Linked DNA regions of Homo sapiens: region 2 is linked to region 1. A link is a contact called in ENCODE Hi-C or POLR2A ChIA-PET data. All regions are on one chromosome and are shown on one strand. Each heading gives the region's core, a stretch centred on a gene start or an enhancer-like site at or near the end of the contact. The rest is flanking DNA. Distances are from core to core; before and after follow the strand shown.

The links. Hi-C counts contacts between places; a loop is a spot of excess contacts on that map. ChIA-PET counts read pairs that join two places held with the same protein, here RNA polymerase II (POLR2A). Pooled maps may share reads with other maps.
Region 2: a pooled map shows a loop between it and region 1 (2.7-fold over the local background). The contact joins the promoter of MAGIX here to the promoter of GLOD5 in region 1. A Hi-C loop is called at or near these places in 1 of 168 maps with a recorded cell type or tissue (mammary epithelial cell) and 1 of 50 pooled maps. POLR2A ChIA-PET finds 5 or more read pairs at or near these places in 1 of 52 experiments (activated T-cell).

What each region holds. Positions count from the first base shown.
Region 1 is chrX:48,757,596-48,763,981 of GRCh38, forward strand. GLOD5 (glyoxalase domain containing 5) reads left to right here and starts at 4,152. Exons shown (of 4, transcript NM_001080489.3): 1 at 4,152-4,258. The coding sequence starts at 4,196. RefSeq lists a cis regulatory region at 3,904-4,646.
Region 2 is chrX:49,157,622-49,164,007 of GRCh38, forward strand. It overlaps MAGIX (MAGI family member, X-linked), which reads left to right and starts at 5,137. Exons shown (of 6, transcript NM_024859.4): 1 at 5,137-5,317; 2 at 6,162-6,308. The coding sequence starts at 5,269. RefSeq lists a silencer at 6,116-6,225 and a cis regulatory region at 6,326-6,386.

The sequences.
Region 1 (6,386 bases), core at 2,902-5,401:
GCTGGGACTGACTGCAGGTGTGCACCACCACATCTGGCTAACTTTTGTATTTTTTGTAGAGATAGGGTTTCCCAATGTTCCCGAGGCTGGTCTCGAACTCTTGGGCTCAGGCAATCCACACGTCTCAGCCCCCCAAATGAAATTTGGTGAGCCTCCTTTAGGATTTTGGAGCAAAGCCCTGCTATTCTCTGCAGATAACTACCCTCCTTTTGAGAAACAGCTCTTGGCTGGGTGTGGTGGATCACTCCTTTAATCCCAGCACTTTGGGAGGTTGAGGCCAACACATCTCTCTCTTGAGCACAGGAGTTCGAGACCACCCTGGGCAACATGGCAAAAATCCATCTCTACAAAAAAATACAAAAATTATTAATAGCTGGGTGGGGTGGTGCATGCCTGTAGTCCCACCTACTCAGGAAGCTGAGGTGGGAAGATCGCTTGAGCCCAGGAGGTCGAGGCTGTAGTGAGCTGTAATTGTGCCACTGCAGTGCAGCCTGGGTGACAAAGTGAGACCCTGTCTCAAAAAAAAAAAAAAAAAAGAGAGAGAGAGAGAAACAGCTCTTGGTCTGCTACTGGGTCTTAGTAGAAACTAAATACTTGACCATGGGCCACCAAGTTACATCATTCCTGCCCATCATGAACTGGGTGTTACCTGACTAACCAAGAGTCGGTGTGCCCAGCAGTGCTCCATCGTCGAATGGAAATGGGAAATATGTGATGGGGCCTAAGCAGGCCCTGAAGACACAAGTAAGTTACATGAGGAAGAGGCCTAAATGCCCATGGTCCCCACTCCTTCTACCTTGCCTCCTTTCTCCCAGCCTGCAACTGTGGCCTCATGGGGAGTTCCCTACAATTAGTTGACAGAGGAAGAGAAGACTTGGGCCTGGTTTACAGATGATTCTGCATGTTATGCAGGCACACTCTGAAAGTGGACAGCTGAAGCACTATGGCCCCTTTCTGAGACACCTCTGAAGGACAGTGGAAAAGGACAGTTAATAAGGGGTGGACTTGTGATGGTAAATTTTGTGTCAACTTGATAGGGACCCAGGGTGCCCTGTTGAATATTATTTCTGGGTGGATCTGTGAGGGTGTTTCCAGATGAGGTTAGCATATGAATTGTTGGACTGAGTAAGGCAGATGGCTCTGCCCATTGTAAATGGGCATCACCCAATCCACTGAAGGTTGGAATAGAACAAAAAAGACGGAGGAAGGTGGAATTTGCTCTCTGCGTGACTGCTTGAGGTAGAACACCAGTCCTTTGCCCTTGGCTGGTACTTACACCATCAGCCCTTTTTTTGTTTTGTTTTGTTTTGTTTTTTAGAGACAGAGTCTTGCTCTGTCACCCAGGCTGAAGTGCAGTGGCACAATCTCGGCTCACTGCAACCTCCACCTCCCAGGTTCAAGCGATTCTCCTGCCTCAGCCTCCTGAGTAGCTGAGATTACAGGTGTGCGCCACCACGCCCAGATAATTTTTGTATTTTTAGTAGGGATGGGGTTTTGCCATGTTAGCCAGGCTGGTCTTGAATTCCTGACCTCAAGTGATCCAACCACCTTGGCCTCCCAAAACGCTGGGATTACAGGCGTGAGACACCATGCCCAGCCAACACCATCAGCCCTTTGGTTCTCAGAACAACACCACTGGCTCTCCTGGGTCTCCAGCTTGCTGATGGCATATTGTGGAACTTCTCAGCTTCCAAAATCACAGGAGCCAATCCTTGTAATATATTACATATTGGTTCTGTTTCTCCTACTGGTTCTGTTTCTCTGGAGAACTCTAATACACCCAGCAATTCCACTTCTAATTCTAGTACTCAGACATGTGCACAGAGCTGTGGGAACAAGGCTGGTAGGAACAAACAACCAGGAAAATCTTGTAAATGTTCACTGATACCCAAGGACTATTGCAGAGTGAAACGAATAATGAGGGTTCATGTTACAGCACAGAGTGCCCACTGGACGTGACACAGAATGGATGGGACTTGTGTGTACCTGCAAGGGTGGGGGTTATCTTCTACAGGATGTGCTATAGGCAGGGAAAAGCAAGGGGGAGTCAGTTACAGTGACCTAGTGCATGTGTGTAGTGTGCGCACACACACACTATGGAAACACAGGGAACTGTATCTGGAAGGAAACACCAGAATCTGACCCCAGTGGTCATTCTGGGGGAATGGGGATAGAGATGATTGCTAGAGTCCATGTACTGATGTGTTGTTCAAATCTTTTTTTTTTTTTTTTTTTTCGAGAGAAAGAGTCTCCTTCTGTCATCCAGGCTGGAGTACAGTGGCACGATCTCAGCCCACTGCAACCTCTGCCACCAATTCAAGTGATTCTTGTGCCTCAGCCTCCCGAGTAGCTGGGATTACAGCTGCGTGCCACCATGCCCGGCTAATTTTTGTATTTTTAGTAGAGATGGGGGTTTCACCATATTGGCCAGGCTGGTCTTGAACTCCTGATCTCAATTGATCCACCCGCCTTAGCCTCCCAAAGTGCTGGAATTACAGGTGTGAGCCACCACCCTCAGCCTGTTTTTCAAATCTTTTATACAAACCTGTATTCACATATTATTTGTGTAACTCTTTTTAAAGGAAAATCATATGCTTAAAAACAATATCTGGCCGGGCACGGTGGCTCACGCCTGTAATCCCAACACTTCAGGAGGCCAAAGCAGGCCAATTGTAGGCAACATAGCAAGACCTCATCCCTACTAAAAATACAAAAATTAGCCAGGCGTGGTGACACACACCTGTAGTCCCAGCTACCCAGGAGGCTGAGGCAGGAGGATCCCTTGAGCCCAGGAGTTTGAGGCTGCACTGAGCCATCATGGCGCCAGTGGGCTCCAGCATGGGTGACAAAGTGAGACACTGTCTCAAAAAAAAACAAAAACAAAACAATATCCACAACACAAAGTGTTTGTGTTGGGGGTAACTAGAAACAAAAATCTCAAACTCACATGCTCCAGGGGCCAGACAAGTAACCTGTAAGGGAGATGGGGGAGTTCTGCTCAGGGTAAAGTGAACAGCAACTGGGCTGATGAATGTTCTCTGACTCTCAGCAGCGGAAGGTGAGGGTGAGTGAAGGGTGAGTGGGGAGGAGGAGGAAGACTGCAAATCTCATCCCCCAAAACTCATCCCCCAAAATAATTCAGGAACATCACACCCTGGGGCTCAGAACTTTTTTTTTTTTAAACAGAGTCTCACTCTGTCACCCAGGCTGGAGTGCAATGGCGCGATCTCGGCTCACTGCAACCTCCGCCTCCCGGGTTCAAACTATTCTCCTGCCTCAGGCTCCTGAATAGCTGGGACTACAGGTGCACACCACCATGCCTGGGTAATTTTTGTATTTTTAGTAGAGATGGAGCTTTACCATGTTGGCCAGGCTGGTCTCGAACTCCCAGCCTCAAGTAATCCGTCCACCTTGGCCTCCCAAAGTGCTGGGATTACAGGCGTGAGCCACCGTGCTTGACCAAGGGGCTCAGAACTCTTAAGAGTTCAGGGATCTTGGCTTGGAAACAGACACCTAATGGGTCAGAGCAGTCATACTCTAACTCAGATAGCTCACAACTTCATACCCCTGACACACACTCTCAAACAGCTCACAGATCTCACACTTTGGAGACATACCCCTAAGTAGACCAGAGGCATCACACGCTAGAATAAAGATCCCCTTAATACTTGGTGGTTTTTCAGTATTATTATTATTGAGATGGAGTCTTGCTCTGTCACCCAGGCTGAAATGCAATGGCGCCATCTCGGCTCACTGCAACCTCCGCCTCCCGGATTCACGCGATTCTCCTGCCTCAGCCTCCCAAGTAGCTGGGATTACAGGCGCCCGCCACCATGCCTGGCTAATGTTTTGTATTTTTAGTAAAGATAGGGTTTTGCCATGTTGTCCAGGCTGGTCTCGAAATCCTGATCTCAGGTGATCCACGTGCCTTGTCCTCCCAAAGTGCTGGGATTACAGGCATGAACCACCGCACCCAGCCTTCAGTGTTAACAAGAAGTAATCCCTTACACACATCCACTTTAAGCTTTCAATTTTGAGGCCCTGAATTTAATGTTAAAGTCCTTCCATTTGCACTACCTACCTGTGTCACCTCCCACAGTCCTCAGCCTGTGCCCTCCCATTCCTGCCCCTTGATCTCCAGGCGCTGAGCCAGAGGATTGTCGGGAGGACCCTGGGCAAAGACGCCTACCCTGCCATGCTGCGCCATCTGCCCTCCAGGCTGCCAGTCAAGATGTGGGGCAGGACTTTGGAGAAACAGGTGAACAAGATGGCCCCTGGGGATCTGGGGCAAGGGTGTTGGCACTGAAACTGGTCTAGTAACCTGTTTCCCTTCTCTGCGGGCTCCCATTTCCTGTCCTCCTCTCTCCCTTTCTCTTTCAGAGACAAGCAGAGGGCAGCAGAGGCCCATGGAAAGGCCCGGCTCTAAGCCATGGAGGGCCCTGTGCTCAGGTGTGCAGGGCTGGGCCGGGGCTGAGGGCTGGCTCCTCCCCCAGTTTAGCCAGGGACAGGTGGAGAGATACAAAGGTGGCTCACGCAGGGTGCCCCCAAAGCTGTCATGATTAAGGCCATGTGGAGAGAGGCTAGGAAACACAGCGCTGACCTTGAGCTTTAGGAGAGGAATTCAGAGGCCCCTGGCAACCTGAAGGGGACCTTGAAGAGGACCCTGTAGGAAGACAGAACACTTCCCTGTAGAGGAGGCCAAAGGAGGAAGGACATGGTGTTCCGGGCACTCTGACTATAGGGATTTTATATGCTGTGGTGAGAAATAAAATGGATTATATTTTTGTAGAGTGTGTAAAACGGGGCTTGGCACACAGTAAGCCTTGTGTGATTACTATGTCTTTTTTTTTTTTTTTTTTTGAGACCGAGGTTTGCTCTTGTCGCCCAGGGTGGAGTGCAGTGGTGCAATCTCAGGTCACTGCAACCTCTGCCTCCCAGGTTCAAGCGATTCTCCTGCCTCAGCCTCCCGAGTAGGGGATTACAGGTGCACGTCACCATGCCCAGCTAATTTTTGTATTTTTAATAGAGACAGGATTTCACCATGTAGGCCAGGCTGGTCTCAAACTCCTGACCTCATGTAATCCACCCACCTTGGCCTCCCAAAGTGCTAGGATTACAGACGTGAGCCACTGCACCCAGTCCTTTGTGTGATGACTATGTCTTGATCATCATTTTATAAAGCAGGCTTTGTAACTTCACCTCCAAGAGTCTGCAGGATCCAGACCCTGCCTTGCCCTCCCACTTATCTCTCACTCACTCTTGGGTTCTGAGCTACGCTGGCCTTCCTGTTATTGAAGACAGCCATCCCTGCTCGTCCTTGAATTTGCAAGGATGGAGCTCCGAGTCTGCAAAGCAGGATCTGGGGAGTGAATCTAAGCTGGCAGGGAAGAATAGAATAATGGGAGGAATAGGTGGAGTTTATTTCTAACAGACTATCAAAATGATGCAGATGTGGCCAAAGCAGTGCTTAGAGGAAATCTATAGTTCTAAATGCACAGATCAGAAAAGTAGAAAAGTTGAAAATCAATGACCTGAGCTTCCCTATCAAGAAACTGGGAAAAGAATGGCAAGTGGAACCTAAGAAAGTAGAAGGAAGGAAATTATAACAGCAGAAACTGGTGAAATAGAAAGCAAAGATACAATAAAGCCAACAATGTTAAAAGTTGATTCTTTGAACAGATTAATAAAATACTAGCAATGTCTATTTTCTCTCGAGAAATTAAGAAAATATATGGATTGCCAATATCAGGAATATAAACAGGGTATTGTGACAGATTCTACAGATGTTAGAAGGTTAATAAGGGCTGGGTGCAGTGGCTCATGCCTGTAACCCCAACACTCTGGGAGGCTGAGGAGGGAGGATTGCTTGAGCCCAGGAATTCAAGACCAGCCTGGGAAACATAGTGAGCCCTCACCTCTACAAAAAAAAAGAAAAAAGAAAACAAAAAATAGTTGGGCATGGTGGCACACACCTGTAATCCCAGCTACTAGGGAGGCTGAAGTAGGAGGATTGCTTGAGTCCAGGAGGTTGAGGCTGCAGTGAGCTGTGATCATGCCACCATGCTCCAGGCTGGGCAACAAAGCAAGACCCTGTCTCAAAAAGGGAATTAAAAAAGAAAGTTAATAAAATTTATTTCAACATATGACTTTATTTTCAATGGAGCCAAAATGTCGGTCATTTTCTCTTTCTGCAGTTCCTATGTCCATGTGGATCTTTTGTATCCACCGGGAGAGCAAAACTCAGCAACTTTGCTAATGCCTCCTCCACTCAGGAAAATAGAATGGTACAGGATTTTTTTTAGCTGGAGCTCAGTGAAATCAATTGTTTAAAATGGGCTGGTTTCAATGGAACTAAACGCAGTGGAATAGAAAATAATAAAATAGCA
Region 2 (6,386 bases), core at 3,887-6,386, 400 kb after region 1:
CTCTGACAACTAAAAGCAGGGACGCAGAACTGGAGCCCGAGTTTACTAGGAAACTCTGCAATTTCCACCAGAGCTTTGCACAAGTAGGCACTCAGTATATTTGCAGGGAAAGTTTATCTCCCACTGTCCCTATTGGGAAACTGGAAATGTGTGGTGGGACTGAGTACCGTTGGAGCTTTTGGAGCCAAAGAATGGTTTGGTGCTCTGGGCATTATGAGGTTGCGGAACTCAAAAATTGGAGAGGGTGGGCTGGGCGCGGTGGCTCATGCCTGTAATCCCAACACTTTGGAAGGCCAAGGCAGGTGGATCACTTGAGGCCAGGAGTTTGAGACCAGCCTGGCCAACATGGCAAAACTCCATTTCTACTAAGATTATAAAAATTAGCCAGGTGTGGTAGTGGGCATCTGTAATCTTAGCTACTCGGGGGGCTGAGGCAAGAGAATCGCTTGAACCTGGGAGGCGGAGGTTGCAGCGAGCTGAGATCGTTCCACTGCACTCCAACTTGGGTGACAGAGCAAGACTCCCTCTCAAGAAAAAAAAAAAAAAAAAGAAAAAGAAAAAGAAAAGAAAAGAAAAAAAAATTGCAGAGGGCAGGTCCCTTGGAGAGTGGATGAGAGATGGGACCCAAAATTGAGGAGGCTGTGAATGAATGCATTGGAGTTGGATGGGACACTAGCTGATGTCAGTGGAGGAATGAGGCCTCTTCTATGTTTGAAAAGGGGAGTGTCTGGGGACATAAGCCCCAAGCAGGGAGCATTCGGACACAGTGTGACTGTAGTGGAAGGAGGAATGGGATTGCAGTGAGAGAGGGCCTTTCACCACTACTTTGCCAAATAAGAAACTCAGGGTCTGAGAGGCTCAGGGACCTGCCTAGGTCCCTGCAGCAAGCCAACAACACCAGTTTCAGGCAGCTTACCTACAAGACTCACTTGGTTAGTGACTATTTCACTATGGCTGTGGACACACTGTGTCCTAATGTCCATTCTGGCTGGTTGTGCAAGCCTCTCCGTTCACCTTTCAGAGACCCAGTATCCTCATAGGTGAAAGGGTCTGAACGGTTCCTGCTTTCATTCCACCTGCAGTCCCCTGCCTCTTTCACCTCTGACCTGACCTTGTCTAAGGGGGGACACCCTGGACCTCCTTCACTGCTCCTCCCAATTCTTGTTGAGACTTCCACACCTGAATCTGGAGAGGGCAGCTTCCAATCTGGGGCTCCAGGTTTTAAGAACCTGTGGATGTGAGAGTGAGGTGCTTACACACTGTGAAGGAGAGCTTGAGGCTCTGTAGCTCCATGCATGGGAGGGTCTTGCAGACTGGGGCATTGTCCAAGGGCCGAGGACAGATGGACAGTGAGGGGAGGCATCCAAGCACCAGGTAGAATCTACTAACATCGATCAGGGAGCTTGCCAACTGGATGGGAAACTGCTTCCAGGCTGGGAGGTATTCAGGCTTGGGGAATCATGAACGAATGAAGGGGTCCAAGGACATCCTCAGGGGACGTGAATTACAGGGGCGGGGGCCCAGGATGCTGGATAGGTGTTCACTGAGACAGCTGACACCAGCAGGGCTGAAATTACAGGGGCAGGGGCCCAGGATAGGTGTTCACTGAGAGAGCTGACACCAGCAGGGCCGAAATTCCAGGGCCAGAGAGTAGTGTATGTGTCACTGAGGCTGCTGGCAGGGTTAGGGGTGTAGAGAGGATGCAGACATGAGGGAGGAACTCCAGCCACTGCATTGCCTGACACCTCAATGTACCTCTCTGGGAAGTGGGGGTGATGAGATATGCATGGTAAGACTGTCAAGAGAGTTCGGAACAAAGCTTCCAAATTGCTGGTGTTGTGCCAAGCCAAGCTATTTGGTAGCAGTGTTGGTGCTTATCTTTAATATTGATTACAATGACACTATGGGGGAGCAAACCCTCACTTAGCCCTGCCCCACTGTGGATTCAAATCAATGCCCCTCTTAGCCTCATCCATTTGTGAATACAACCCAATTACCCAGCTGGGCACGGTGGGTCATGCCTGTAATCCCAGCACCTTGGGAGGCAGAGATGGGCGGAGTTTGAGACCAGCCTGGCCAACATGATGAAAACTTGTCTCTACTAAAACTGCAGAAATTAGCCGGGCGTGGTGGTGGGTGCCTTTAGTCTCAGCTACTTGGGAGGCTGAAGCATGAGAATTGCTTGAACCCAGGAGATGGAGGTTGTAGTGAGCCGAGCTCGCACTACTGCACTCCAGCCTGGGTGACAGAGCGAAACTCTGTCTCAAAAAAAAAAAAAATCATTTAAAAAAACCCTAATTACCCCTTTTAGCCTCATGTAATTCAAGAATTAAGTCAATTTCTCTCACAGCCCCACCCAATTCATTAATTTAACAAAAGATTGTATTTATTTATTTATTAGAGACAAAGTCTTGCTACATTGGCTAGGCTGGTCTGAAAATTCTGGCCTTAGTGATCTTCTCACCTTGGCCTCCCAAAGTGCTGGAATTACAGGCGTGAGTCATCATGCCCAGCCTGTTTTGAGAATTTATATTTTATTTTTTTTAAAGACAGGGTCTTGCTCTGTCACTGAGGGTGGAGTGCAGTGGCATGATCACAGCTCATTGTAACCTCTAAGTCTTGGGCTTAAGTGATCCTCGTGCCTCAGCCTCCCAAGTAGCTGGGACTACAGGTGCATGCACTACACCCAGCTGTTTTAAGTTTTGAAGGGGTTGAGATATAATTGACTTCAATTTGATAGGTTTTGAATATGTTTATGTCAGTGAAACGATCACTACAGTGAAGATACTGAACAGGCTGGGTGTGGTGGCTCACCTCTGTAATCCCAGCACATTGGGAGGCAGAGGTGGGAGGATTTTTTGAAGCCAGGAGTTTAAGACCAGCCTGGACAACATAGTGAGACCCCCCCACCCCAGTCTCTACAAAAATGTAAAAAATTTGCCAGGCATTGTGGCACATATGTGTAGTCCTATCTGCTCAGGAGGATCCCTTGAGCCCAGGAGTTTGAGGTTACAATGAACTATGATTGTGCCACTGCAATCCATCCTGCATGACAGAATGTGACCCTGTCACTTAAAAAAAAAAAAAAGAAATACTGAGTATAACTATCTCTGCCAAAAGTTTTCTCCTGCCCTTTGTATTTCCTCTTTCCTGCCCTTTTGGCCCCCTCCCTCCAGGCAACCACTAATCCACTTTCTGTCACTGTATATCAGTTTGCATTTTATTAGATTTTTATATAAAAGAAATCATACAGCATGTGCTTTTTTGGAGCGTGGGTCTGGCTTGTTTTACCATAATTATTTTTGAGATTCATCCAAATCCTTCATTGTTTTTTATTGCTGAGTTGTATTACCCTGTATGTGTATACCATAGTTTGTTAATTTATTCATCTATTTTTTTCATTGAAAATTGTTTTCTTTTTGAGAGATGGGGTCTCACTATGTTGCCCAGGCTGGTCTCAAACTCCTGGGCTCAAGCAATCCTCCTGCCTCCACCTCCAGCCTCCCAAAGTGCTAGGATTACAGGCATTAGCATTTTTAAAATAGAGACAATGTTTCTATGTTTTTAAAATAGAGACAATCTTTCACTATGTTGCCAAGGCTGGTCACCAACTCCTGAGCTCAAGCGATCCTCCCACCTCAGCCTCCCAAAGTGCTGCGATTACTGGCCTCATTCAACTATTAATGGACATTTGGGTTATTTCCAGTTTTTGGATATTAACAAATATTATGGACTGAATTGTGTCCACCCATAAATATATATATATATATATATTTGTTGTTGTTGTTGTTGTTGTTTTGTTTTTTTGAGAGAAGTCTCGCTCTTATCCCCCAGGTTTGAGTGCAATGGCTCGATCTCCACTCACTGCAACCTCTGCCTCCCGGGCTCAAATGATTCTCCTGCCTCTGCCTCCCAAGTAGCTGGGATTAAGTCACCTGACACCACGCCTGGCTAATTTTTGTATATTTTAGTAGAGATGGGGTTTCACCATGTTCGCCAGGCTGGTCTTGAACTCCTGAACTCAGGTGATCCACCCGCCTTGGCCTCCCAAGGTGCTGGGATTACAGGCGTGAGCCACTGTGCCCAGCCATAAATATATATGTTAAAGCTCTAACCTCCAATGTGACTGTATCTGAAGATAGCTTCTTTAGGAGGCAACTAAGGTAAAATGAGGTCACTAAGGTGGAGCCCTAACCAGATAGGACTGTGACCTTATAAGAAACAGAAGAGAGAGATCTCTCCCTCTCTCTGTGTGTGCCTCTCTCACGCCTTTACTCTCCTTCACTCTCTTAATTCCATGTGAGGACACAGCAAGAAGGCAAGCATCTGCAACCCAAAAGGAGAGACCTCACCAGGAACCAAATTGGCTACCACCTTGATCGTGGACTTTCCGGCTTCCAGAACTGTGAGAAACTTATGTTGTTTAAACCACCCAGTCTACGATATTTTGTTACAGTAGTTCTAAATGAATAAGACAGGAAATAAAGCTGCTATGAATATTTGTAAGACAAGGCTGTGTAAATGTATGCTTTCTTTTAGATAAATACGCAGGAGTGGAATGGCTGGCTCATATGTGTACGCTTAGTTTTTAAAGACACTACCAAACTGTTTTCTAAAGTTGCAGGCCGGGCACGAGTGGCTCACGCCTGTAATCCCAGCACTTTGGGAGGCTGAGGCGGGCCTCGCCTGTAATCCCAGCACTTTAGGGAGTTCGAGACCAGCCTGACCAACATGGAGAAACCCCGTCTCTACTAAAAATACAAAATTAGGGGGGCGTGGTGGTGCATGCCTGTAATCCCAGCTACTCAGGAGGCTGAGTCAGGAGAATCACTTGAACCCGGGAGGCAGAGGTTGTAGTGAGCCGAGATCGTGCCATTGCACTTCAGCCTGGGCAACAAGAGCGAAACCCTGTCTCTAAATAAATAAATAAAGTTGCAATATCATTTTACATTTCCACCGGAGGTATAGGAGTTCCATTTCCTCCATATCTTCAGCAACAGTTGGTATTGTCAGGCTTTTAAATTCTAACTAGGACCTTTAGTTAACAGAGTGCGGCGCCTGCAGCAGAGTGAGGCCAAGCACTCCTCCTGGCTCCTACAGCCAGGCCTCCTTGCTGGCCGCCAGGTAGGTCACCGCGCGGGTCCGGGAGCCAGGCACGGGACCCGCCAGCTTCAGCCTCCAGGGCCTGGGCGGGCCGCCAGGTGAGCGCGCCCCAGAGCTCAAAATTCGTAGCTGGCAGCCCTGCGTCCACCCGGCGGACTACTGGCCATGGAGCCGCGCACAGGGGACGCCGCGGACCCTAGGGGGAGCAGAGGAGGTACAGGGATTGGGGTCGTTGGGGAAGGACAGGGCGAGTCGCCGCCATCCCCGTCCCGCCTGTCTGCTCCACACCTTTTCCTTCTGACAGGTGGTAAACAGAGCGGCTCTGGCGCCCAAGTGAAGGTGGCAGGGGGCAGGGGCCCAGCGATGGAGGCTGGGCTGGAGGTCCCCTACCCACACCCACACACGAGGGAAAGGGCCGCGCACCAGAGCAGGGGAGGGGCTCTCAGGAGTCTCCAGGGAGACGTGCAGATGTGCGGGGAGGGGTCTGCCCGTGGTCACTGGGGACACCTGGGCACTCAGGGTCTTAGTGAACTGGGGGGAGGGGAGCTGGGGGCCCCTGGGGACCTGTGGAGGGGGACTCTGGAGGTATGTGGGCCATGGGGGGAACGGGCCCTCTGAGGGAATTCATGGGGGTAGCAGCGGTTGCCTAGGATACTTAGACGGGGAATTGGGGGTTCCGGGGCTATGGGGTCAGGCCGTGTTCTCCCAGGATATCTGGGGAAATGGGGTCCCCTGAGATATCGCGGGCGAAGAGTTGGGCATCCAGGGTGATTAGGGGGCAGTCGAGGACCTCACGGGGTGTTCGGAGGTGTCTAGGACTATTGCAGTCAAACAGCGATCTCCAGGGACACCGTGGGAGCAAGCGGGGGTGCACCGGCTACCCGCGACGGTCGGGGATCGCGTGAGGGGAGGGACAGCAGTGACCTCCGAAACTATCGAGGGAGTGGCCAGGGGTCGCCGGGTATCCTGAGGGGCATTTCTAGGTCTTCGAGCGTCCGGAAGCATAGGGGTTGGCCGAGGCCGAGGGTCGGCGTTGACCTGTCCCCTCTTGCGCGCAGGCCGCGGCCCCTCCCCGCTCGCGGGCCCTAGCGCCCGGCAGCTCCTGGCGCGGTTGGACGCGCGCCCCCTGGCGGCGCGAGCTGCGGTCGACGTGGCAGCGCTGGTACGCAGGGCGGGCGCCACATTGCGCCTGCGCCGGAAGGAGGGTGAGTGACTGGCGCAGGGCCTCCGCTGGGGGAGGGTTCGGAGAGGAGTTGGGTTCAGTGGGACAGGCCTGGGGGGTC